2 separate regions of the Homo sapiens genome follow, and region 1 is linked to region 2. A link is a loop called in an ENCODE intact Hi-C map of the cell type or tissue named here. Cell type or tissue: Calu3. All regions are shown on one strand. Links, peaks and the distances in the headings refer to the core of each region. The heading gives the core; the rest is flanking DNA.

Region 1 (12,421 bases), core at 3,065-11,064, 59 kb before region 2:
ACATTAGAGACTTCAACACTTCTCTCATAATAATCGATAGAACAACTAAACAGAAAATCAGCAAGGATGTTGAAGAACTCAAAATCATCTTCAGCTAACAGAATTCAGTCAACATTTAAAGAAGACTCCACACAAGAAAAGCAGAACACACAGAACACAGGTCAAGATGGAACATATTCTGGGCCATAAAACAAACCTCAAATTTAAAAGAATTAACTCACACAGTATGATCCCTGACCACAATGAAATCAAACTAAAAGTCAATCACAGAAAGACAACAGAAGAACATCCAAACACTTGGAAAATGAACAACACACTACTAAATAGTACACAGGACAAAGAGAAAGACTTAGTAGATATCAAAAAATAAATTAACCTGAATAAAAATGAAAGCACAATATACCAAAATTTTCAAGACAACCTAAAAAAACACTGAGAGAGAAATGTATACCACTAACTGCATACATTAGAAAAAGAAAAAAGTCTCAAGTCAGTCATCTAAACTTTTATTTGAAGAACCCAGGTGGGGAAAAAAGCAAAATAAACCCAAAGCAAATAGACAAAAGATAACAATAAAAATAAGAACAAAATTCAGTGAAACGGAACACAAACAAAAAAAGAAAAACAAACAAAAAGCTAGTTCCTTTAGATCAATAAAAGAAGACCTCTAGTAAGACAGAAATTTTAGGAAGAGAGATGACACAAATTACCAATATCAGGAATAAAAAGAGGATATCACTGTAGACTCTGCTGACATCAAAAGGATATGTTTTTGGATGATTTCCTTTAAAAAATTTAGCCGGGCTCGGTGGCTCACACCTGTAATCCCAGCATTTAAAAAATAACTAGCCATGCATGGTGGCGGGTGCCTGTAATCCCAGCTACTCGGGAGACAGGTAGGAGAATCGCTTGAACCGGGAGGTGGAGGGTGCAATGGGCCGAGATAGCACCATTTCACTCCAGCCTGGGCAACAAGAGCGAAACTCCGTCGCAGACTTTTTCTCCCCCTTGTAAGGTCGGAGCGTTCCCACTCAGGAAACAACATTTCTCTACTCTAGGTTTATCTGGCCTCGCATCTCTCCCCAGCTGGGCCCAGCCTCAGCCTATGCTGCAGAAATGTTTAAAGTCAAGCATGTAGAGAAGGAAAAAAAAAAAGGAAAGTGATGTGGAAATTAAAATAGCAGCTGCATAGGAATCTCAACATAGTGCTTAAAATGTGCATAAACGAGACTAGGAGTGCCCTGCGCTTTTGTGAAAACTTCATTTAGAAATAAATGAGAAAGAAGGTGGAGAGGAGCCGAGAACCAGCAGGTGGGGAAAGGGAAGAGGCAGGCTAGAGTTAAAAAATGAAGGAGGAAAAGCATCCTCAAGATTATTCAGAATATATATATATATAATATACATAGTATATACTAATAATATATAAGGATATATTATATCCTAATAATATAAGTAAATAATAATATATAACTTGTTAAATAATCATATAAATAAATATATTTTATAATTATGTTATTTATTATATAATATTAACATAACATATTATCAATATAATATTTTATATAACATATGTAGTATGATATATCCTAATATATAAAAATAATATTAGGATAAGGGAATACTATTGTGGTGGTAAACTGAGGAACGGAAAGACTGATACAGGAGAACAGGAGGATATTTATTTTAAGGTAAGCAGCCACTGAGTGGATTCACATCCAAAAAGTTGAGCACTGGCCGGGCCTGGTGGCTCACGCCCATAATCCCAGCACTTTGAGAGGCCAAGGCTGGCAGATTACCTGAGGTCAGGAGTTCGAGACCAGCCTGGCCAACGTGGTGAAACCCCGTCTCTACTAAAAATACAAAAATTAGCCAGGCGTGGTTGCACATGCTTGTAATCCCAGCTACTCGGGAGGCTGAGGCAGAATTGCTTGAGCCCAGGAGGCGGAGGTGACATTGAGCCAATATCGTGCCACTGCACTCCAGCCTGGCCGACAGAGCAAGACTCTGTCTCAAAACAAAACAAACAAACAAAAAATGCTGAGCGTTGAACAAAGACAGAGCAGGAGTTTTTATAAGCAAAACAAAGGCAGTTAATCATACAGTGCTTAATTTGTGGCCTTGCAGCTGCGTCAAAAGAAAAACAAGAACTGACTAAATACAGACATTTGTAAAAACAGTTATGCTTAAGAAGCCAGGGAAAGGAGTAACAGTATAGGAATTTGCCTTTCCTTTTTTTCCCTTCAACCTTGTTCTTGGGTGGGGTGGGAGAAGGGCGTGTCTGGAAGCCGTTCCTTTGGCCTTGGCTTTTCGGAAAGTGTTATCTTGTAACTGTCCTTGAAGTGAGCTGCTAGGCAAACGAAAACTTGTTTCTTTTCTTTTTAACCCTTTCCTGTTACTTTTCTTGGAGTGAATGAATGCATATTTATTTTTAAATTTCTGCCTTACTATGAATAACTCTTTACACACAAACTTGACAATTTAGATGAGATAGACTAATTCCTTGAAAAACACAAATTAACACAACTAACTCAATATGTAATACATTTTTTATAACCCTGTAACTATTAAGGGAATTAAATTTGTAACATAATTTAAAAAAAAAATCAAGAATCTGGCCGGGCGTGGTGGCTCATGGCTGTAATCCCAGCACTTTGGGAGGCCAAGGCGGGCTGATCACCTGAGGTCAGAAGTTCGAGACCAGCCTGGCTAACATGCTGAAACCCCGTCTCTACTAAAGATACAAAAATTAGCCGGATGTGGTGGCAGGCACCTGTAATCCCAGCTACTTGGGAGGCTGAGGCAGGAGAATCGTTTGAACCTGGGAGGCAGAGGTTGCAGTGAGCCAAGATCGCACCATTGCACTCCAGCCTGGAGGCCAAGAGCAAGACTTCGTTTAAAAAAAAAAAATCAGGAATCTTCGAATCCAAGAAAATTTCACTGAAGAATTCTAAGAAGTTCTTAAGGAGGCCAGGGGCGGTGGCTCATGCCTGTAATCCCAGCACTTTGGGAGGCCGAGGTGGGCGAATCATGAGGTCAGAAGACCGAGACCATCCTGGCTAACACGGTGAAACCCCGTCTCTACTGAAAAAACAAAAAATTAGCTGGGCGTGGTGGCAGGGAGCCTGTAGTCCCAACTACTCGCTGGAGAATGGCGTGAACCCGGGAGGCGGAGCTTGCAGTGACACTCCAACCTGGGCGACAGAGCGCGACTCCGTCTCAAAAAAAAAAAAAAATGGTTAAAGAATTAAAACAAGGTCTACACAATCTATTCTGAAAAAAACAGAAGAGGACAAAAAACTTTCCATTTATTTATGAAGTTAATAGTATCCTGATGCTAAAACCAGGTAAATACAGTACAAAATAATGAGTATTGGTGCATAAATACTTACCAAAATATTATCAAATAGAATTCAGGAATATATAAGAAGCATTATACACCATGATCAAGTGGGGTTTATTCCAGAGACGTAAGACTAGGTAAATTTAGAAACAATCACTGCAATCCACCATATTAACAGGCTAAAAAATAAAATCACGTGATCATATCACAGTAGAAAAAGAATTTGTCAAACTTCAATAGCTACTCATGACAAAAAGTCTCAGAAAAATAGGAATAGAGAACAGCTAACACTGTACATCACGGTAAAAGACAGAATGTGTATTAGTCCGTTTTCACACTGCTATGAAGACACTACCTGAGACTGGGTAATTTTTTTTTTTTTTTAAGATGGAGTCTTGCTCTGTCGCCCAGGCTGGAGGGCAGTGGCCTCCTCTCGGCTCATTTCAACCTCCGCCTCCTGGGTTCAAGCAATTCTTCTGCCTCAGTCTCCCGAGTGGCTGGGACTACAGGCGCAGGCCACCATGCCCGGCTAATTTTTGTATTTTTAGTAGAGACAGGGTTTCACCGTATTGGTCAGGCTGGTCTGGAACTCCTGAACTCATGATCCGCCCGCCTCTGCCTCCCAAAGTGCTGGGATTCCCGGCGTGAGCCACTGTGTCTGGGTAATTGATAAAGGAAATAGGTTTAATTGAGTCACATAGCTGAGGAGGCTTCGGGAAACTTACAATCATGGCGGAAGGGAAATGGGAAGCAAGGACCTTCTTTACATGACAGCAGAAGAAAGAAGTATGAGCAAAAGAGGAACTTGCCAAACACTTATGAAACCATCAGATCTCATGAGAACTCACTCACTATCACCAGAACAGCATGGGGGAAGCCACCCCCATGATCCAACTACCTCCCACCAGGTTTCTCCCACAAAGTCAAAGGAATTAGAATAATTATTTAAAATCTAGGAGGGAAAAACAGTCTACCTGATTTCAAGACTATTTCATTACATTGTTGTATTCTTGTATTATTGTATTATTACTACAGTAATTAAGACTGTATAGTATTGGCAAGGAGATAGGCACGTGGTTAATAGAGAGAATGGAAAAATAAACCTACACAAATATTCTCAACTGGTTTTTGACAAAGTTGCCTAAGTAGTAATTCCATGGAAGAAAAATAAGTCTCATGCCTTCACAAAAGTGAACTTAAAATGGATCGCAGATATGAATATAAAATGTAAAACTATAAAACTTTGAGGAAAATATATGGAAGATAATATTTCCAATCTAGGGCTAGACAAATAATTTTACAGTTGACAGTGAAACATGATCCAGAGATCTTGTAAAAGCTGGTTCTTTTTTCCTCCTTTCCTCTCCTGCTATGTCAGTTGCTTTGGCTGGTACAGAGGCTGACCAAATAGAAATAGAAATAAGAGAGCAGTAAAGGCAATGAATTGGGTCATGTTTTTACTTTTTATGTGACAAAGAAATGACAGAATTGGTGGCCAGGTGCAGTGGCTCATGCCTGTAATCCCAGCACTTTGGGAGGCCAAGGAGGGCAGATCACCTGAGGTCAGGAATTCAAGACCAGCCTGGTCAACATGGTGAAACCCCACCTCTACTAAAAATTAGCTGGGCATGGTGACGCGCACCTGAAATCCCAGCTACTTGGGAGGCTGAGTCAGGAGAATCACCTGAACCCAGGAGGCAGAGGCTGCAGTGAGCCAAGATCACGCCACTGCGCTCCAGCCTGGGTGATAGAGTGAGACCCTGTCTCAAAAAAAAAAGAAAAGAAAAGAAAAGAAAGAAATGAGAGAAAAGGAAAGAAAAGGAGAAAGAGAGAAAGAAAGAAAGAAAAAGAAAGAAAGAAAGAAAGAAAGAAAGAAAGAAAGAAAGAAAGAAAGAAAGAAAAGAAAGAAAGGAAAAAGAGAAAGAAAGAGAAGGGAGGGTAGAATGATAAGAAAGGAAAGAAATAAAGAAAATTGGCTCAAAAGAGTCTCCTGGCTGACAAGAACTCTGGTGAGTTCTTCTACAGGAAAATCAGTCTCTTGTGTGTGACTACCAAAATCATCTAAAATGTTGACGGTGTCAAAGAGATAATAAATGCATCCCCACCCCTGATGTAAGGCAAATACAAACCTCACTGGCTTTCCTAGGTGGTTTGAGTTTTTGATTGAGAATAGGCAGGGAACCCCGGGAACAGCTCTTCCTCCTCAGCAGGCGCCTGGCCCTGGACCACCTTCTTAAACCTCTAGAACAGTGCTTCTCAAACTTTAGCATCAGCGGCTGGGCGGGTGGCTCACTCCAGTAATCCCAGCACTTTGGGAGGCCGAGGCGGGCGGATCACGGGGTCAAGAGTTCGAGACAAGCCTGACCAACATAGTGAAACCCCGTCTCGACTAAAAATACAAAAATTAGCTGGGCATAGCGGCGCGCGCCTGTAATCCCAGCTACTTGGGAGGTTGGGGCAGAAGAATCGCTTGAACCCGGGAGGCAGAGATTGCAGTGAGCCGAGGTTGCACCACTGCATTCCAGCCTGGGCGAGAGGGCGAGACTCCGTCTCAAAAAACAAAACAAAACAACTTTAACATCAGAGTCACTTGAGGGCTTATTCAAACACAGGCGGCTGGACGCCACCCTCAGCAATTCTGACTCAATAGATCTGAGGTTGGGCCTGGAATTTGGCATTCCTCTTGTAGCACCCTGATCCCTCACCCCTTATTCTCCTGTGCAGTGTCCACTGTGACTAACATGCCACTATTTGCTTAAAGTGCCTGGAGAGAACCAGTGGATAGAAGGGAAAACAAGTATGAAACGAAAAGAAAATGTCTGCATTACCTTCCTTCAAACAAAAAAAAAAAATGTATCTTATAACGAACATATGGTTTGTCCCTGGGGCACACAACCAGTCTTCAGCTAAGCAGGTTTCACTAGACAATATCTCTCCTGTAGGCTGGTTATGGATATTTTCACTGAACAAAAGAATCGAGAAGTAAGGACAGCCTACCCTGACAGAGTGTTAGACTGGTGGACTGATGACAAACATCGTACTCTGTTGCCTCTCAAAGACACTTTTGATTCAACGGCAAACATATACACAGAGGACAGCAGTTTTGAAACATGCAGCATTGGAAACCCCTAAAAGGTGTCATCAGTAGATAGGATTTCCTGGAGTTCCCTCGTCATACAAAGCAGATGTGATAGGATTGACAAAGAAAAAAGAATTTTTTTTTTTTAATTAGAAGTGCCAACACACCTGCAATTTACTCACCTTTACTTTGCATCTATTTTCCATTGTGGCAGAAAAGCTTTCTCTACTTTTTCATATGGGGCCTCTGTTTGCTGTTAACAGAGGTTTCCAGGCAATGTTTTATGTTATGTTATATTTTATTTTATTTTGAGACGGAGGTTCTCTCTTGCTGCCCAGGTTGGAGTGCAATGGTGGGATCTCAGCAAACTGCAACCTCCGCCTCCCGGGTTCAAACGATTCTCCTGACTCAGCCTTTTGAGTAGCTGGGATTACAGGCGTGCGTCACCACGCCCGGCTAATTTTGTATTTTTAATAGAGACGGAGTTTCTCCATGTTAGTCAGGCTGGTCTCGAACTCCCGACCTCAGGTGATCGCCCCGCCTCGGCCTTCCAAAGTGCTGGGATTACAGACGTGAGCCACCGCGCCCGGACCTCAGTGTTTTATTTTAACGAGGAGAATGGAGTGACTGATGCAATACAGGAAAATGAATCAATCGTATGGACTATCAGTAGGGAATGTGTTGATCCTTATTGATTTCGCTCCTTCCGTGTTGAAGACCTCTAATTCCCCGACAGTCTTCGTTCGGTTGTCCAGCGTCCTGCCACTCTCATCTCAAGCGGCTGGAGAGCCACATTTTCTCAGCTTTGGATCGCACTTGTGGCTGTGCTCTCTGCGCAGTTCGACAGGGAGAGAAATCAGTGGACAGATGCTTTGACTCTGGATTTGGCTCAGAAAACAAAAACAACGACCAAAACGAAATGCCCGGGGGGCGGGGGGGGGCTTTTCTGCCTTTCTTCTTCTCAGCCTTTCCTTCTCTTTAATCATAGTACAAAACCGAAGCCAAAGTGAGCCGCCTGTTGATGTGCACGCTTTTGTTTGCTTTCAAGAGACCCTGTTGCGACCTCATTCTTCTTTCTCCTCTTCCTTCTGCCGTCGCAATCGCCTTAGGTGATGTTGAGGCTTACATTATAGAGATGGGAGATAAGTGAAGGCAATCCATTGGGTTACGTTTTTACTCTCTATACGTGCAGAAATAGGATAGAAAAAGGTGAGGAGGCAGAAGGCTATGTTGCTTGAGAATTACATTTAAGCACTGCCAGAGCAAAACCACCATTTGGAGGTGCCGGGGATCGAACCCGGGGCCTCACACATGCAAAGCATGTGCTCTACCACTGAGCTACACCCCCCTCCTGAAAGACTGTTTTGTAATAATTTTCAGGAGGTAACTTTCATTTTCTGAGACTGGCTCCGTGAGCATGCTGGTAGTAGTGGTTAGTATCATGGAGCGCCTTCAGCTGCTCTGAGTAGAAGATACTCGGTACTAATGAGGGGATACAGATTCTTTAGTATACTGTACAGGACTTGAAATGGAAAGCAAAGTATTAGAAAAGTGTCAGATAACCGCCAAAAGAAGTTTCCAATGTGGCTTTAAAACGTTGAGTTGTCAGGATCTCCTTCTTCTGTTATGCTTGGCAAGGAATCAAATTCTGGTTTTTCATTCTTTCGATTTCTTTCAGAGATGACGCAAAGTTATTGAAATTCAGCTTTTTCTTACCTAAAATGCTTCATATTTGTTGTTTACTCAGCCGGAATATTAAAGGTTAGATTTGATTGAGGAAAATCACAGTCAGAAGAAAACCTGAGAGCGATGCACTCAGCATTTCATCTTAAGGGTCTTTAGCTGGTGTGTTGTCCTGCGCCTGTACTCACAGCTATTCCAGAGGCTGAAGCAGGAGGATCACTTGACCTTGGGAGCTGGAGGCTGCAGGGAGCTATGATCACGCCACTGCACTCCAGCTTGGGTGATGGAGTGAGACCCTGTATCAAAATCAAAAAGAAAAGAAAAGAAAAATTTATAAGGTGTGAGTGAAACAACACCTCTAGGGATGACGAGAAGAGTTGAATTATGAGGGTGAGATAAAAAATAAGTAGAAACAGGATTTAAGAGGTACGGGGGAAAGTGGTTTAGAAAAACAAACAGGCTATTGCCAAACAGAAGGAGGTGTAGAAAAGGGGAGTTTTTAACAACTCTTTAAGGAATGGGAGAAAGATTGGAAGATGGAGAAGATAAGTTAGCTTGGCTCATGCTAAATTCGGTGTATCTGTGGGGCACACTGTGAGGATGTTACATGGAGAACTCAGGCAATTGACTCTCCAGCCTGGGGTTTGTGAGCATTAGTAGTAGTAGACATATTGCATAGAGGGTGGATAAAGACTAAAAAGGGTCCTTTTAGATTTGGGAATTACAAACCTATTCACGATATTTGTTTAAAAGAAAAAAAAGCCGGGTGTGGTGGCTCACGCCTGTAATCCCAGCACTTTGGGAGGCCAAGGCGGGTGGATCACCTGAGGTTGCAAGTTCGAGACCAGGCTGGCCAACATGGTGAAACCCTGTCTCTACTAAAAATACAAAAATTAGCTGGGTGTGGTGGTGCATTCCTGTAATCCCAGCTTCTCGGGAGGCTGAGGCAGGAGAATTGCTTGAACCTAGGAGGTGGAGGTTGCAGTGAGTGAGATCATGCCATTGCTCTCCAGCCTGGGCAACAAGAGTGAAACTCTCTCTCAAATAATAATAATAATAATAATAAAGTAAAAAAAAATTTTTTTTAAAGTTTGCTCCTCTATGTTCTTGAACCCTGGTATTTATTATTATTTATCATGATTAGGGCTGTGTTCTTTGAACTACATAAGAAGATGAGAAGAAAATCCATTTCCTGACACCAAATTTCTAGTGACTGTTAACTCTTTCTCATTCTGATTTACTCATATATGAGCCTTTGCCAACACTCATGAAATAACATTGATCCCTTGTAGAACTGGCAGAAAACAGCAGGTTATATGGCAGACTTGTCTTTTCGGTTGGCTGATGGAATTTCTAGAACAAAAATAGGAAGCACTGAATGCTAGGTTTCACTGAATAAGAAACAAGAGAAGTGTTACACACAAAACTAGTGTTTGTGTGTGTGTTTGACTGTCTGTGTGTGCATGTAAATGCTAGGGAGATAATCTTAGCTCTTTGATGCTGCAGAAGTAATATTAGGACAATTTGCAGAAACACTCCTTCATCATTATGTCATGTTGCACCCAGAGAAACCTGGATGTCTACTGGATTCTTGGGAATTCATCATAATATGAAGGTCTGCTTTTTTGTTTGCCTCTTGAAAAGGAGAGAATTTTAAATAATTAAATATCTGTAGCTCTCTTCTGACTAACAACAACACGACTGAAACACAGTTTTTTTTGTAAAAACTGTGGGATGAGCTTATTTAACACAGAATTCCTCTGAGGAATTAAACATTTAATCCTGAAGACAGAACACCCTCATGTGATACATACTCAATTCAGAAAACCTAAAAATATATAAAGTATCTGTTTAAACCTGCACTGTCCAATATGGTTACCATTAGCCACACTGGCTATTGAATGCTTGAAATTGCCCAGTCCAAGTTAAGAGTGTTGTAAGTGTAAAATACATATCAGATTTGGCCAGGCACAGTAGCTTGCGTCTGTAATCCCAGTACTTTGGGTGGCTGAGGTGGGTGGATCACAAGGTCAGGAGTTCGAGACCAGCCTGACCAACATGGTGAAACCCCATCTCTACTAAAAATACAAAAATTAGCCTGGCTTGGTGACACACACCTGAAATCCCAGCTACTTGGGAGGCTGAGGCAGGAGAATTGCTTGAACCTGGGAGGCTGAGGTTGCAGTGAGCCGACATCGGGCCACTGCACTCCAGCCTGGGTGACAGAGCGAGAATCCTTCGCAAAAAAAAAAAAAAAAAAAAAAAATATATATATATGTAAATATATATATACATACACACACCAGATTTCAAAGATGTGTAATACTATTTTTTAAATATAAAATATCTCACTAATAATTTTATAATTGATAGCTTCTTAAAATAAGTTTTTGGATATACAAAGTGATTTAAATATATTATTGAAACTGGACATAAAAGATAGCAACAACAAACACTGGGGACTATGGGGAGGGGTGGGAGGGAGGGCAGAAAGATTTGAAAAGCTACCTCTTGGGTACTATGCCTACTACCTGGGTGATGGGATCAATTGCACTCAAAACCTCATGCAATTTACCCAGCATCATGTAGTATACCCATGTAACAAACCTGCACGTGTACCCCCAAATCTAAAATAAAAATTGAAATTACATAAAAATATAAATATTGACTTTTTTTAATGCAACTACTGCAAAAGGTAACACTACAAAATGGCTGTCATTTAAAACTTGTATTATCTCTTGATTGGACAGAATTGTCTAAAGACAATGTTATCCATTTAGGTGCTGTTCTGGGAGAATCCCAGAAGCAGAGAACACGGAGCATGATCTGCCAGTAATTAAGTTTCATGCTGTGAGTGGACTTGACAGAATGCATTTCTATGCATGATCTCCTTTGATCTTTACAACATCCCATTTTACAAAATCATTATTAACATCATTTTTAAGCCATTGAATGGCAGACAAATCATGCTTGGAATTGCCCTAGGCCTTCCATTTCAACAGAATGTAAAGGAATCTTTACTGCGTTAGGCACAAAACATTCAATGTTACTGTTTGTCTAGTCAAATATTTCTTAATGGAGTAAAACACAAGCTTCTGAGTTGAGAAAGCCTCAGTGAAAGGATAAAGTACCTGATTCCCAGTTTCTGTACAGTCAATGTCCCTAACCCAAGGTTACTTCTCATTTGGTACTAATTTTCCTTTTGCAACTTGCTGCAGTTCTGATAGTGGAGTATTGTAGATTATTGTCTCCTCACAGGGTATGCAGAAGTTAGAGAAAAACAACACTGAAACTGAAGCAGTAATTTGAAAGAAAAAAAATCAAAATGACCAAAAAAAGACCTATTATCCCAACAGAGAATTTCAAGAGAGGAGTTGAAGTGAAAAAGGGAAAATGGGGCACATGCACCTGAGTCTTGACTTTGCTGCCCATTTGCTTTCATTTTCAGTATTCTAGAGCCCCTCATGAATGTTTGATAAAATAATTCATATAGAAATACATATATTTCTTTTTTCCTGGATACAAACATGGAAACAGCTTAAGATTTGGAAATTCTAGACAAGGTTGCCAGGCTAAAGAAATGTCTTCTCAGCAAGAAAATTTAGAATGTTCTTGTAATTGGGCCTGGTGCGATGGCTCCTGCCTGTAATCCAAGCACTCTGGGAGGCCTACCTAGGCAGGTGGATTGCTTAAACCTAGGATTTAAAGACCAGCCTGGGCAACACGGTGAAACCCACAGTCTACAAAAAAAATACAAAAAAAAAAAAAAAAAAAAATTTAGCCAGGCATGGTGGTGCTCGCCTGTAGTCCCATCTACTCAGGGTGCTGACATGTGGAGTCACTTCAGCCTAGAGAGGTTGAGGCTGTAGTGAGCTCTGATTGTATAACTGTACTCCAGCCTGGATGACAGAGTGAGACCCTGCTTAAAAGAAAGAAAAGAAAGAAGAAAGAAAGAAAGAAAGAAAGAAAGAAGAAAGAAAGAAAGAAAGAAAGAAAGAAAGAAAGAAAGAAAGAGAAAGAAAGAAAGAAAGAGAAAGAAAGAAAAAAAAAGTTCTTACAGCACTTTAATAATGGAGTTGACTCAAGATACAAACCCGGGTTTTTCTAATTTCAAAATGTTTCTTGCATACACCACACCCCCATATATATGCTCATACAGTATAATAGTTACTTCACTGTATGTTTCTTTTTTTCATATTTCTTGTGATTTAAAAATAACCCTCGCCCAATACATATAAATAATATCAAATCAAAAATGACTTGTAAATGCCACAGCATATAGCACGTTGGAATTTCTTAGGTTTTAAAACTAATAACTT
Region 2 (12,421 bases), core at 2,198-10,197:
GAAAGTGAGTAAAAGAAAGGATGCATACGGAAGCCCACACGCTTGCTTGGCTCCTGCAGATGGATAGAGGTCACTTTTCTGCCTTCTGGGTGTTTAGTAACTTATTTTTTTTTTTGCTTTGTTGGCATGAAATAAAGATGAAAATAAAAGCAGATTTTCTTTTAACAAGTTAGTATTAACATGCTTGCAGAGTATTTCCCTGTGGATTTCTGCTTAGTACTGTAATACCAGAATCAGAAACTCTACAAAGAGCTCTCTAATCTGGAGGTATGGGTTGTTCCCTAGCTTAGAAGGAGGTTATTTCTGGAGAGTAAGTACAATCAGGTAGAAAAGGATCCGTTGGGCTTGGGAGAATAAACGTTCATTACTTTTATTTATGAAAAACAACAAAATGAGCTTTCTCCTATACTGATCTTGTTTCCTGGAGTTCAGAGTATTTGCATCTCAGACCAGAAACTTCCTTGAGGACCCAGAGAAGTACTTTTTACTTCCACCAAATTTCAGCTGAGGTGACTGCTATCTTTTCATCATTTGCCTTGTGTTTGTAGTTAAATAGTTTAAGTTTCAAACTATGTGGGTCTCTAATGGAAAAAGTGACCACCAGCACATCAAATCATCAACCACCGGCAGTGTAATCTTTTAGTGAAAGCTTGTAGGGCTTCTCAACCTGGTTAGAGGGAGTTAGAAGAAGAAACAGAAAAGGACGTGAGCCTTTTTAGCTTCTGATCTGAAATCAGACTTGGGCCACACAGTTCTATGGTTTCTGATGATTTCATTTACAACTAGAAATTGGTTGCATGGCCAGGAATACTGCTTGCTTCCCTCGTGCGTGGTTCATGTTAGTGATTGGTGGACTGCTTAGAAAATATAAGTGGATAATCCTAAGCAGCAAATAGATTCAAAGGAATAAACACGAGTCACCTCTGTGTATGAGAGAGAAATGCAGAGGCCAACACAATTCACCTTGACAGACAGAAAAATTTAAAGTTGGGGAATATCATGGACCGCTTCTCACTAGTGCCCGGGGAAGAAAACAAAACCTGGAGGTATTGGGGATTGAACCCAGGACCTCGTGCATGCTAAGCACGCGCTCTACCGCTGAGCTATACCCCCTCTGGAAGACTTGCCTTTTAGAGAATATTTTGATGACTATTATTGTCTGAGTCTGGGCTCTGTGTCATGATAATCTTTATGTTTTCAATTCCACTCTCAATTTCCTACAGGAAGTGTTTCCTCTCTTAGGCCCTGCTACACCAAAAGAAAGGTAGCTTAATAGTACAAATAAAGGCACTGTTCCTGATTTGTGGTCAGTCCAAGATCAACTCACCCCACGGTGGGCTCCCCATCGCGTTAGATTTCCTGGAGCATACTTGCATTCAATCATTTGAGTGTGTCCTGGCATACAACATTCTCTTGCAAATTTTCTGATTATAATGTTCTGTATTCTTTTGACTCTTGGAAGCGTGTTAGTCTCACATGGTCAAAAAATAAAACTGACTCAAGTGTGTGTGAAAATACCCTAAAATTCAACACAAATAGAGGCAAATTAAAACTGCATTGTGAAAGAATAACATAACCCCATTGAAATAACTGATTTAAGAAAATGCTTGACAAAGTTCGTTGTTCTAATTGTAAGTACAAAAAGAAGAGGAAACAAATCTTAAACTCTATGTATGAGGGTTTTTTTTTTAGAGCTAAGGCTGCAGGAATTCTGAGATTTTGTGTGAATTTTAGGATTGGGAAAATGAGTGTGTGTGAGCGCGTGTGTTGTTGGAAACAGGCTGTCACTGTAAGAGAAAGCAGGTAAAGAATAGTCCTGTTGGTGTTGATGGGAATTGGAGGCATCAGTATGAAATTATACATATGTAATTGTATAGGCCGGGCGCGGTGGCTCACGCTTGTAGTCTCAGCACTTTGGGAGGTTGAGACGTGTGGATCGCTTCAGGTCAGAAATCGAGAACAGCCTGGCCAACATGGCAAAACGCCGTTTCTCCTAAAAATACAAAAATTTGACGGGTGTGGTGGCCGCCCCTGTAGTCCCAGCTATTCGGGAGGCTGAGGCAGGATAATCGCTTGAATTCGGGAGGCGGACGTTGCAGCGAGCCAAGATCGCACCACCGCACTCCAGCCTGGGCGACTAAGACTCTGTCTCAAAAAATAAAAATAGTACATTTTCCCTACAGATCTGTCTGCTAACTGAGCCTGGAAGAAATACCTTAGAAACAATGAGCAAGATGACTCTATATTTTGATTTTCAAATACCATTCTCTACTAAAAGGAACCAGAGATACTAATAGAAAGTAGCTACTAGTGTCAACTACACTGACTCCAGGACTGTGCCAGGGAAACTACAAGATGAACCTAAAATATCTTGCTGTGCCAGAATGATGGGGATGATTTAAAAGAACACAGAAGCTCCGGGGTGGCTCACGCCTGTAAACCCAGCACTTTGGGAGACCGAGGCGGGCGGATCACCAGAGGTTAGGAGTTCCAGACCCGCCTGGCCAACATGGTGAAGTCCCGTCTCTACTAAAAATACAAAAAATGGCCTGGCATGGTGGCTCATGCCTCTAATCCCAACTACTTGGGAAGCAGAGGTAGGAGAATCGCATGAACCCGGGAGGCGGAGGTTGCAGTGAGCCGAGATCGCACCACTGCACTCCAGCCTGGACGACAGGGCAAGACCTGTCTCAATAAATAAATAAATAATAAAGTACATGAGAAAAATAATAGTGTGTGTGTGTGTTTAGCCGTAAAGAGAGAGGAGAATCATTGTGGCAAAATATCGGGAATTGGTAAATATGAGTAACTTGTGTGTGGCAGTTCTTTGTATCATTTTTGCAACTTTTCTGTAGGTTTGAAATAATTTCAAACTAAAAAGGTTTTTCTAAATTCTCCCTTCTCAAATTTCTTTTCCCTCTTCCTTCAAGGGCTGTACTCTTCTATCAAGAGTAACGTAGATGGATACTAAAACAGAAGGGTCAGTACCGTCTCGGGGGATTTAGGTGCAGGTGAGGAGGTGAGAAAGTGGAATTCCCAGCTCTTAGAAACGAAGACCCAGGAGCGTGGGTCGCTGCCCGTCCTTACCCTGCCAGCGCCTGGGCCAGCACCATGGTCGCGAAACCCAGCATGGATTTCGTCTTGGGGACGCTATGGCTCCAGTTCTGACACTCAAGAAACGATGGATGGAGAGGAGAACGAGGACCACCTTCGAAAAGAGTTCGAGAGGGAAGCAGGGACGCGGTGGGGTGCGCACCTGCGGCGGCGGCGGCAAAGGCGGAGGAGAAGCGAAGTGGGCGAGCGCCCGAGGCTGCCAGAGGATCTGGGTGGGCCGGAAGGCGGAGTGCAGCCCGGAAGCCCATCTCCGCTGCTTTTCCTCGCTGTCCGCGATAAGCGAGAGGGCTCATTCCCTGTTGGAGAAGTGAGCTGAAAACACTTTCCTCGCAAGATCTCCCTCGTTTTGCTCAAGGCAGTCGCGGCGTTGAGAACGCCTCGCAGCTCCTTTACTGGCTGGGGCACTGGGGAGAACGGGTACCCTTGAGTTTTGGTACAGGCGGGTGGTATTAGTGGCTTCCAAGGAAACGACAGAGAAGCCGCCTATTTCCAATCCCTACTGTTAGCGAGGGGGAGAGTGTTTAACCGGGAAGAGAGACCCTCCCGCTGAAGCATAGGGTCCTTTGTTATAGATAGGAAGAGTGTTCTTTGCTTTTGTTTTTGTTATAGCTTGTCAAGCTTGGAATACAAGGCATGAAAAACAAGAAAGGTAAGGCAGTCCCAGTATATTTTAAACTTACGAGGGTTTTCAGAAGGAGTACTACCTTGTTTTTATGGAATTCAGGGTGTCCAGATTTCAACCTACCTAGCAGAGTGAAGCTCTATGAGTCTAATATCTTGGCTTTCTTCCACATCAGCAAGCCTCTGAAATTCGGGTTTCTTTCTGGACAATATCACCTACATTTTGCAGTCGGCTCCTATATTGCCTGCATCCAACTCGTGGAAGCAAGAACAGTGGGAAAAGCCAAGGTTACCACATAAAAGAAGATCCTTACATGAGACAAGTGTAAATAAAGCAGCAGCTGAGGTGTGTGTAGAGGAAGAGACAAACGTGAAAATGTAGAAAGTGGATACAGAATTTTTTCCAAGGAGGAAGAGGAATGGTCTGCTCACAACGAGGAACTCTCTACTTACTGCTGCAAAGATACTTTTATTACATTTCATGCATATGCTGGATTTTAACAACCAGAACATTGGTAGACTTGGTGGGGGCTGGAGAGACAGCAGTCACTCCCAACCCTGAGGATGAGTCCTCACCCTGAGGGTGGAGAGAAAATGATTACTCTCTGCCACAGGGCTTAGAATCGTCCAAGCCTGGGTTTCAAATTGCAAGGCCCAAATAGCTTGAGAGAGCTCCAGGTATTTCAGCTCAAAAGAGTCTCCTGGTTCAAGAGAATTCCTGTGAGTTCCTCCACAGGAAAATCAGTCTGTTGTGTGTGACCTGAAAAGTTGCATAAATATTCAAAGGGTCAAAGAAATGGTAAATTCAACCCCATCCCTGACATAAGACGAATACAAACCTCACTGGCTTTCCTAGGTTTGTGTTTTTGATTGAGAATAGGCAGGGAACCCCAGGACCAACTCTTCCTCCTCAGCAGGTGCCTGACCCTGGGACTTCCTGAAACTTCTAGAGCAGTGCTTCACAAACTTTAGCATCAGAGTCACTTGAAGGCTTATTCAAACACAGGAGGCTGAGCCCCATCCATACTCAGCAGTTCTGATTCAATAGACCTAAGGTTGGGCCTGAAATTTATTATTCTGATTGCAGCACCCTAATCCTCCACCCCTTGCTCTCCTATGCAGTGTCCACTGTGGCTAACATGCCACTGTTTGCCTGGAGAGAACCAATGGATACCAGGAAATTAAAGAAGAAAAAGTATGAAACAAAAAGAAAATACATGGCATGTGTGTATTACCTTCCTCCAAAAAATGTGTCTCAAAACAAACATATGATTGGTCTGGAGGCACACACACAGCCAGTCCTCAGCTAAGCAGGTTTCATCAGACAGTATCCCTCCTGGATGCTGGTTATAGATATTCTCACTGGACAAAAGAATCAAGTAAGGTCATGTTAGCCTCATAGAGTGTATCTATCATGCCAGCCTGATAGGCTGGTGGACTAGGAACAAACATCATACTCTCTTGCCTCTCAAAGACACTTTAATTCAATAGGAAATATGTACAGAGAGAACAGCAGTTTTGAAACCATACACCGTTGGAAACCATAAAAGGTTTCATGAGTGCATAGGATTTCTTGGGAGTTCCCTCTCCAAAAAAAGCGATGTAATCAGGTGGATCGAGAAAGAACATGAAATGTTTGTTTGTTTTTTCCCAAGGCAGGAAGTGCCCAACACACCTGCGATCTACTTATCTTTTAGTCTGCATGTATTTTGCATTGTGACAGAAAACCTTTTCCTAGTTTTTCATATGGGGCCTCCGTTTGCTCTTACCAGAAGTTCCCAGGCAATATTTTATTGTAAAGAGGAAAATGGAGTGACTGAGGAAATACAGGAATACAAATCAGTCTTATGGAACATCAGTAGGGAATGTTGATCCGTATTGGTTTCTGCTTCTCGCACGTTGAAGGCCTCTAATTCCCCGACAGTCTTCGTGTGGTTATCCAGCGCCCTGCCACTCCCATCTCAAGCGACTGGAGAGCCACAGCCCTTGTCTCAGTACTGGATCACACTGGTAGCTGTGTTCTCCGCGCAGGTAGACAGGGAGAGACTGGTGGAGAAATCAGTGAACAGAGGCTTTCGCTCTGTTCTTTGGCCCAGAAAACAAAAATAACTTAAAAAAAAATAGATGCCTTCAGGGCGCTTTTCTCCCTTCTCCTTTGTCTTTGCGTCTCATTAATCATAGTACAAAATGGGAGTGAAAGCGAGCCGCCTGTGAATGTGCACGCTTTTGTTTGGGTTCAAGAGACCGTGTTGCGATCCCGTTCTTCTTTCCCCCTCATTTCTTGTTTGTCTCCCTTCTGCTGTGGCAATCGCCTTTGGTGATGTCGAGGTTCACAGCATAACCAGTGGAGATAGTTCAAGGCTGAACATTGGGCTACACTTTTACTGTCTATATGTGCAGAAATAGGATAGAAAAACGTGAGGAGGCAGAAGTCTGTCGCTTGAAAACTACCAGAGCAAAACCATCGCTTGGAGGTGTCGGGGATCGAACCCGAGGCCTCATACATGCAAAGCATGCGCTCTACCACTGAGCTACACCCCCTCACTATAAGGTCTCTTTGTAATAATTTTCAGGAGGTAACTTTCATTTCCTGAGACTCCGTGAGCATGCTGGTAGTAGTGGTCAGTATTATGGAGTGCGGAGAGCTGTTCTGAGCAGGAGATACTTGGTACTAATGGGGGATACAGATTCTTTAGAATACTGTGTAGGACTTGAAACGAAAAACGAAAGATTAGAAAAGTGTCAGATAATAACCACAAGAAGTTTCCATTGTGGCCTCAAGACGTTGAGTTCTTAGGGTCTCCTTCTATTATGCTTGGCAAGAATCAAGTTCAGGTTTTCGTTTCTTTTAATTTCTCCCAGATACGACACAAAGCCATTGAAATTCAGCCTTTTCCTGCCTAAAACGCTTCATAATTGTTGTTTGCTCAATCGGAATATTAAAGATAAGATTTGATGGAGGAAAGCCACAATCAGAAGAAAACCTGACAGCGATGCACTTAGCATTTTTTCATAAGGGTCCTTAGCTGGCGTGGTGTCTTACGCCTGTACTCCCAGCTACTCTAGAGGCTGAGGCACGAGGATCGCTTGAGCTCGGGAGTTAGTTGTTGTAGGGAGCTATGACTGTGCCACTGTCCTCCAGCCTGGGCAACAGAGAGAGAAGGGAAGGGGAGGGGAGGGAAAGGGGGAGAAGAGGGGAGACGAGGGGAGAAGAGGGGAGGGGAGGGGAAGGGATTCATAAGGCGTGAATGAAAAACAGCTATGGGGATGGAGAGAAGGGTTGAATTATGAGAATAAGACCGAAGATAAATACAAACAGGGTTGAAGAATGCTTTAGAAAAACAAACACAGCAGGTGCAGAAAAGGGGAGAGGTTTTAACAGCTCTTTTAGGAATGAGAGATAGACTGGAAGATGGAGAAGATGAGTTAGTTTGGCTCATACTCAATTTAAAGTATCTGTGGGGCACACTTGTGAGGATGTTTCTCAGAGAATTCAGGCAATTAACTCTGTCTCTAGCCTGGGATTTGTAAGCATTAATAGTAGTAGACACATTACATGGAGGATGGATAAAGACTAAAAAAGTGTACTTTGAGATATGGAAATTACAAACCTATTCGTGATATTTGTAGTGAACAAACAAGTTTGTTTGTTCTTGAATTCAAAAGTTCTTGAATCTTGGGACTTATCGTGTGTCCTTTGAATTACATAAGAAGATGAGAAGAAAACCTATTTCTCAGCACCAAATTTCTAGTGACTATTAACTCTTTCTCATTCTGGTTTGCCTATATAAGAGCCTTTGCCAATGTTAATAAAGTAACATTGATGGCTTTCAAAATTGCCAAATTGCAAGTTGTATGTCAGACTTGGCTTTTCAGTTGGCTGATGGGATTTCTAGAATAAAAATAGGAAACACTGAGTGATAGACTTCACTGAAGGAGAAACTAGAGAATTGTTATAGACAAAATTGATGTGTATTCATGTGTGTTTGCCTGCCTGACTGTGTCTGTGTGTGTGCATGTAAATGATGGGAAGGATTATCTTGGCTCTTTGATGCTGTAAAAGCAATATTAGGACAGTTTGCAGAAACTCTCCTTCATCTTTATGTTGTGTTACACCCAGAGAAACTTGGCTGTCTATTGGATTCTTGGGAATTCATAATAAGAAGGTTGCCTCATAAAAATGGGAGAATTTTAAATAATTAAATATCTGTAGCTATCTTCAGACTATCTACCAGCAACACGATTGAAACATGTTTTTTGTGTGAAATCTGTAGGATGAGCTCATTTAACATAGCATTCTTCTGAGAAATTAAACATTTAATTTTGAAGACAGAACACCCTGTCATACACACTCAATTTCGAAAACCTAAAAATATATAAAGTATATGTTTAAATCTGCACTGTCCAATATGGTTACCATTAGCCACATTGGGTATTGAGTACTGAAAATTGCCTAGTCTAAGTTAAGATGTGTTGAAAGTGAGAAATATATACCAGATTTCAAAGATGTAATTTTTTTTTCATGGAGTCTCGCTCTGCCACCTAACCTGGAGTGCAGTGGTGCAATCTTGGCTCACAGCAACCTCCACCTGTTGGGTTCAATCCATTCTCCTGCCTCAGCCTCCTGAGTAACTGGGACTACAGGCGCGCACCACCATGCCTGGCAATTTTTCTTTTTCTTTTTTTTTTTTTTTAGTAGAGACAGGGTTTCACCATGCTGGCCAGGCTGGTCCCAAACTCCTGACCTTGTCATCTGCCCTCCTCGGCCTCCCAAAGTGCTGGGATTACAGGCATGGGCCGCCGCACCTGGCCAGATGTAATATCATTTTTTAAACATAAAATGTCTCACTGATAATTTTAAGATTGATTACTTGTTAAAATAATATTTTGGACATGCAAGGTGATTTACATATATTAGTAAAACTGGACATAAAAGATGGAAACAATAGACACTGGGGACTACTAGAGGGGGAGGCGAGAAGGGGAAAGGCTTGAAAAGCTAACTATTGGATACTATGTTCACCACCCAGGTGATGGGATTAATCTCACCCCAACCCCAGCATCATGCACTATACCCATGTAACAAACCTGGACATGTACCCCCTGAATCTAAAATAAAAGTTGAAATTATTATTATTAGTATTATTATTTTGAGACAGAGTCTTGCTCTGTCTCTCAGGCTAGAGTACAGTGGCGCTATCTGGGCTCACTGCAAACTCCTCCTCCAGGTTTCAAGTGATTCTCCTATCTCAGACTCCCAAGTAGCTGAAATTACAGGCATGCACCACCACACCCAGCTAATTTTTGTATTTTTATTAGAGACAGGGTTTCACCATATTGGTCAGGTTGGTCTTGAACCCCTGACCTCAGGTGTTCCGCGCACCTCGGCCTCCCAAAGGGCTGGGATTACAGGTATGACCCACCTTGCCTATCTAAAAGTTGAAATTGTTAAAAAATTATATAAAATAAGTATTGCCTGTTTATTTTTTAAATGTGACTACTAGAAAATTTAAAACTACAGAAGTGGCTCTCATTTAAGATTTGTATTAACTTTTTTAAAAATTCTTTTTATCCCAGAAGCTAAAGCAGAAGACTTGTAGTATCTTTTGATTGGACAGCATTGTCTAGAGACGATGTTATCTATTTAGGTGCTGTTCTGGGAGAATCCCAGAGCCAAAGGACATGGAGCATGGTCTGCCAGTAATTAGGTTTCATGCCGCGAGTGGACTTGACTAAATGCATTTCCATGCATGATCTCCTTAGACCTTTGCAACATCCCATTTTACATAATCATTATTAGCCTCATTTTTAAGGTATTGAATGAGAGACGAATCATGCTTAGAATTACCCTAGGCGTTTCATTTCAACAAAATGTAAAGGAATCACTACTGTGCTAGGCAAGAAAACATTCAATCCTGCCATTTGTCTAATCAAATGTTTCCTTTTTTTTTTCTTTTTTTAAGACAGAGTCTTGCTCTTGTTGCCTAGGGTGGAGTGCAATGTTGCGATCTTGGCTCACTGCAACCTCCGCTTCCCGGGTTCAAGGGATTCTCCTGCCTCAGCCTCTCGAGTAGCTGGGATTACAGGCATCCACCACCACACCCAGCTAATTTATTATTATTATTATTATTATTGTTATTATTATTATTTTGTATTTTTAGTAGTGACAGGGTATCACCATGTTGGCCAGGCAGGTCTTAAACTTCTGATCTCAGGTGATCTACCCGCCTCAGCCTCCCAAAGTGCTGAGATTACAGGCGTGAGCCACCACGCCCAGCCTATCAAATATTTCTTAATGAAATAAAACACAGGCTTCTGAGTTGAGAAAGCCTCAGTGACTTAAAGGGTAAAGTATCTGATTCCTAGTTCCTGTACAGTCAATGTCCCCACCCTGAGGTTGGTCTCTCATTTGGTACCAATTTTCCTTTCACAATTTGATGCAGTTCTGATGTTGGAGTACTGTAGTTTATTGTCTCCTCACACAGTATGCAGGTGTTAGGGGAAAATAACACTGAAAATGAAACACCAATTTGAAAGAAGAAAAGATATTAAAAATGACCAAAAAAAATCAGACAAAAAAAAAAAAAAAAAAAAACAGGACAAAAAAGGCCCATTATCCCAACACAAAATTTCAAGAGAGGAGTTGAAGTAAAAAAAAGGAAAATGGGGCACATCCACCTGAGTCTTGACAGAATAATTAATTTAGAAATACTTATTTTTGACTGGACGCAGTGGCTCACATCTATAATCCCAGCACTTTGGGAGGCCGAGGCAGGTAGATCACGAGGTCAGGAGTTGGAGACCAGGCTGGCCAACATGGTGAAATCCCGTCTTTACTAAAAATACAAAAATTAGTCAGGCATGGTGGTGGACGCCTGTAATCCCAGCTGCTTGGGAGGCTGCAGCAGGAGAATTGCTTGTGCCGGGGAGGCGGAGGTTGCAGTGAGCTGAGATCGTTCCACTGCACTCTAGCATGGGTAACATAGCAAGATTCTGTCTCAAAAAAAAAAAAAAAAAGAAAAAAGAAAGAAAGACTTATTTTTGTTCTTTCCTGGATACCAATGAGGAAATAACTTAAGATTTGGAAATTCTAGGCAAGGTTTCCAGGCTAAAGAAATGTCCTGTCAGTAAGAAACTTAAAAATATTCCTGTAATTAGGACTGGTGCGGTGGTTCCCACCTGTAATCCCAGCACGTAGGGAGGCAGAAGCGGGCAGGTTGCTTGAGCCCAGGATTTCAAGAACAGCTGGGGGAACATGGTGAAACCCAGTTTCTACAAAAAAAAAGTACAAAAGAGAGAGAGAGAAAGCCAGGCTTGTTGTTGCATTTCTGTAGTCTCAGCTACCCAGGAGGCTGACATGGGAGGATCGCTTGAGTCCAGGGAGGCTGAGGCTGCAGTGAGCTGTGATCATACCACTGCACTCCAGCATGGGTGACAGAGTGAGACCCTGCCTCAAAAAAACAAAACAGGGCCGGGCGCGGTGGTTCACACTGTAATCCCAGCACTTTGGGAGGCCGAGGTGGGTGGATCACGAGGTCAGTAGATCGAGACCATCCCAGCTAACATGGTGAAACCCCGTCTCTACTAAAAATACAAAAAATTAGCTGGGCGTGGTGGTGGGCGCCTGTAGTCCCAGCTACTCGGGAGCCTGAGGCAGGAGAATGGCGTGGACCCGGGAGGCGGCGCTTGCAGTAAGCCGAGATCGTGCCACTGCACTACAGCCTGGGCGACAGAGCGAGACTCCGTCTCAAAAAAAAGAAAGTTATTTTCCCAGCAGTTTAACTGCAGAGCTATGGAGTTGACTCAAGATACAAACCGAGGTGTTTCTTTCTTTTTTTTTTTTTGAGACGGAGTGTCGCTCTGTCACCCAGGCTGGATTGCAGTGGTGCGATCTCAGCTCACTGCAAGCTCCGCCTCCCGGGTTCACGCCATTCTCCTGCCTCAGCCTCCTGAGTAGCTGAGACTACAGGCGCCCGCCACCGCGCCCCACTAATTTTTTTGTACTTTTAGTAGAGACGGGGGTTTCACCGTGGTCTCGATCTCCTGACCTCGTGATCCACCCGCTTCGGCCTCCCAAAGTGCTGGGATTACAGGCCTGAGCCACTGCGCCCGGCCAAACCGAGGTTTTTGGAATTGCAAAATGTTTCTTGAATATACCACTACCACATATATACACTCATACAGCATAATAGTTCTTCTACAGGTTTCTTCATAGTTCTTGTGATTTAAAACACCCCTGCCCAACACACATAAATAACATCAAATCAGAAATGAATTGTAATTGCCACAGTCTATAGCATATTGGAATTTCTTAGGTTTTAAAATTAGTAACTTTCTAGATTTAAGATTTTAAATAATTTACATACCATCAGTTAACACTTCATGGAAGACTTCAGTGGAGAGAGTGATACAAATATACATACATATATATATACATTACCTTTATGGAATTTTCAAAAAGCAAAAAATGGGAGTTATATATAGACCTCTGGGATTGGTGTGCAAGTGTTGTATAAAGGAAAGACAATTATGCAACAACCAAAAGGTATCTGCCGAAACCCGGGATTGAACCAGGGACCTTTAAGATCTTCGGTCTAACGCTCTCCCAACTGAGCTATTTCGGCTACTCTGGAGCTGTCCCGTTGGTCATTTCTTCAAAATATAAAAACTGCAATTTGTAAGGTCA

Evidence for each region. Peaks named below come from ENCODE experiments on the same cell type or tissue, not always from the same donor. Only the 100,000 strongest peaks of a DNase experiment are listed, where the experiment ranks them.
Region 1: it touches region 2 in a loop (2.7-fold over the local background); 2 of 110 quality-filtered maps call a loop at or near these places.

Annotation. Positions count from the first base shown.
Region 1 is chr6:28,750,669-28,763,089 of GRCh38, forward strand. It overlaps TRA-TGC6-1 (tRNA-Ala (anticodon TGC) 6-1), which reads right to left and starts at 7,767; the gene lies at 7,696-7,767. RefSeq lists an enhancer at 6,680-7,879. In Calu3, for the core only: no CTCF peak of the experiment used is centred there; a DNase peak (open chromatin) is centred at 7,723.
Region 2 is chr6:28,811,031-28,823,451 of GRCh38, forward strand. It overlaps TRA-TGC5-1 (tRNA-Ala (anticodon TGC) 5-1), which reads right to left and starts at 6,276; the gene lies at 6,205-6,276. TRA-AGC6-1 (tRNA-Ala (anticodon AGC) 6-1) reads right to left here and starts at 1,113; the gene lies at 1,042-1,113. It overlaps TRF-GAA4-1 (tRNA-Phe (anticodon GAA) 4-1), which reads right to left and starts at 12,359; the gene lies at 12,286-12,359. RefSeq lists an enhancer at 1,557-2,057. In Calu3, for the core only: no CTCF peak of the experiment used is centred there; a DNase peak (open chromatin) is centred at 6,221.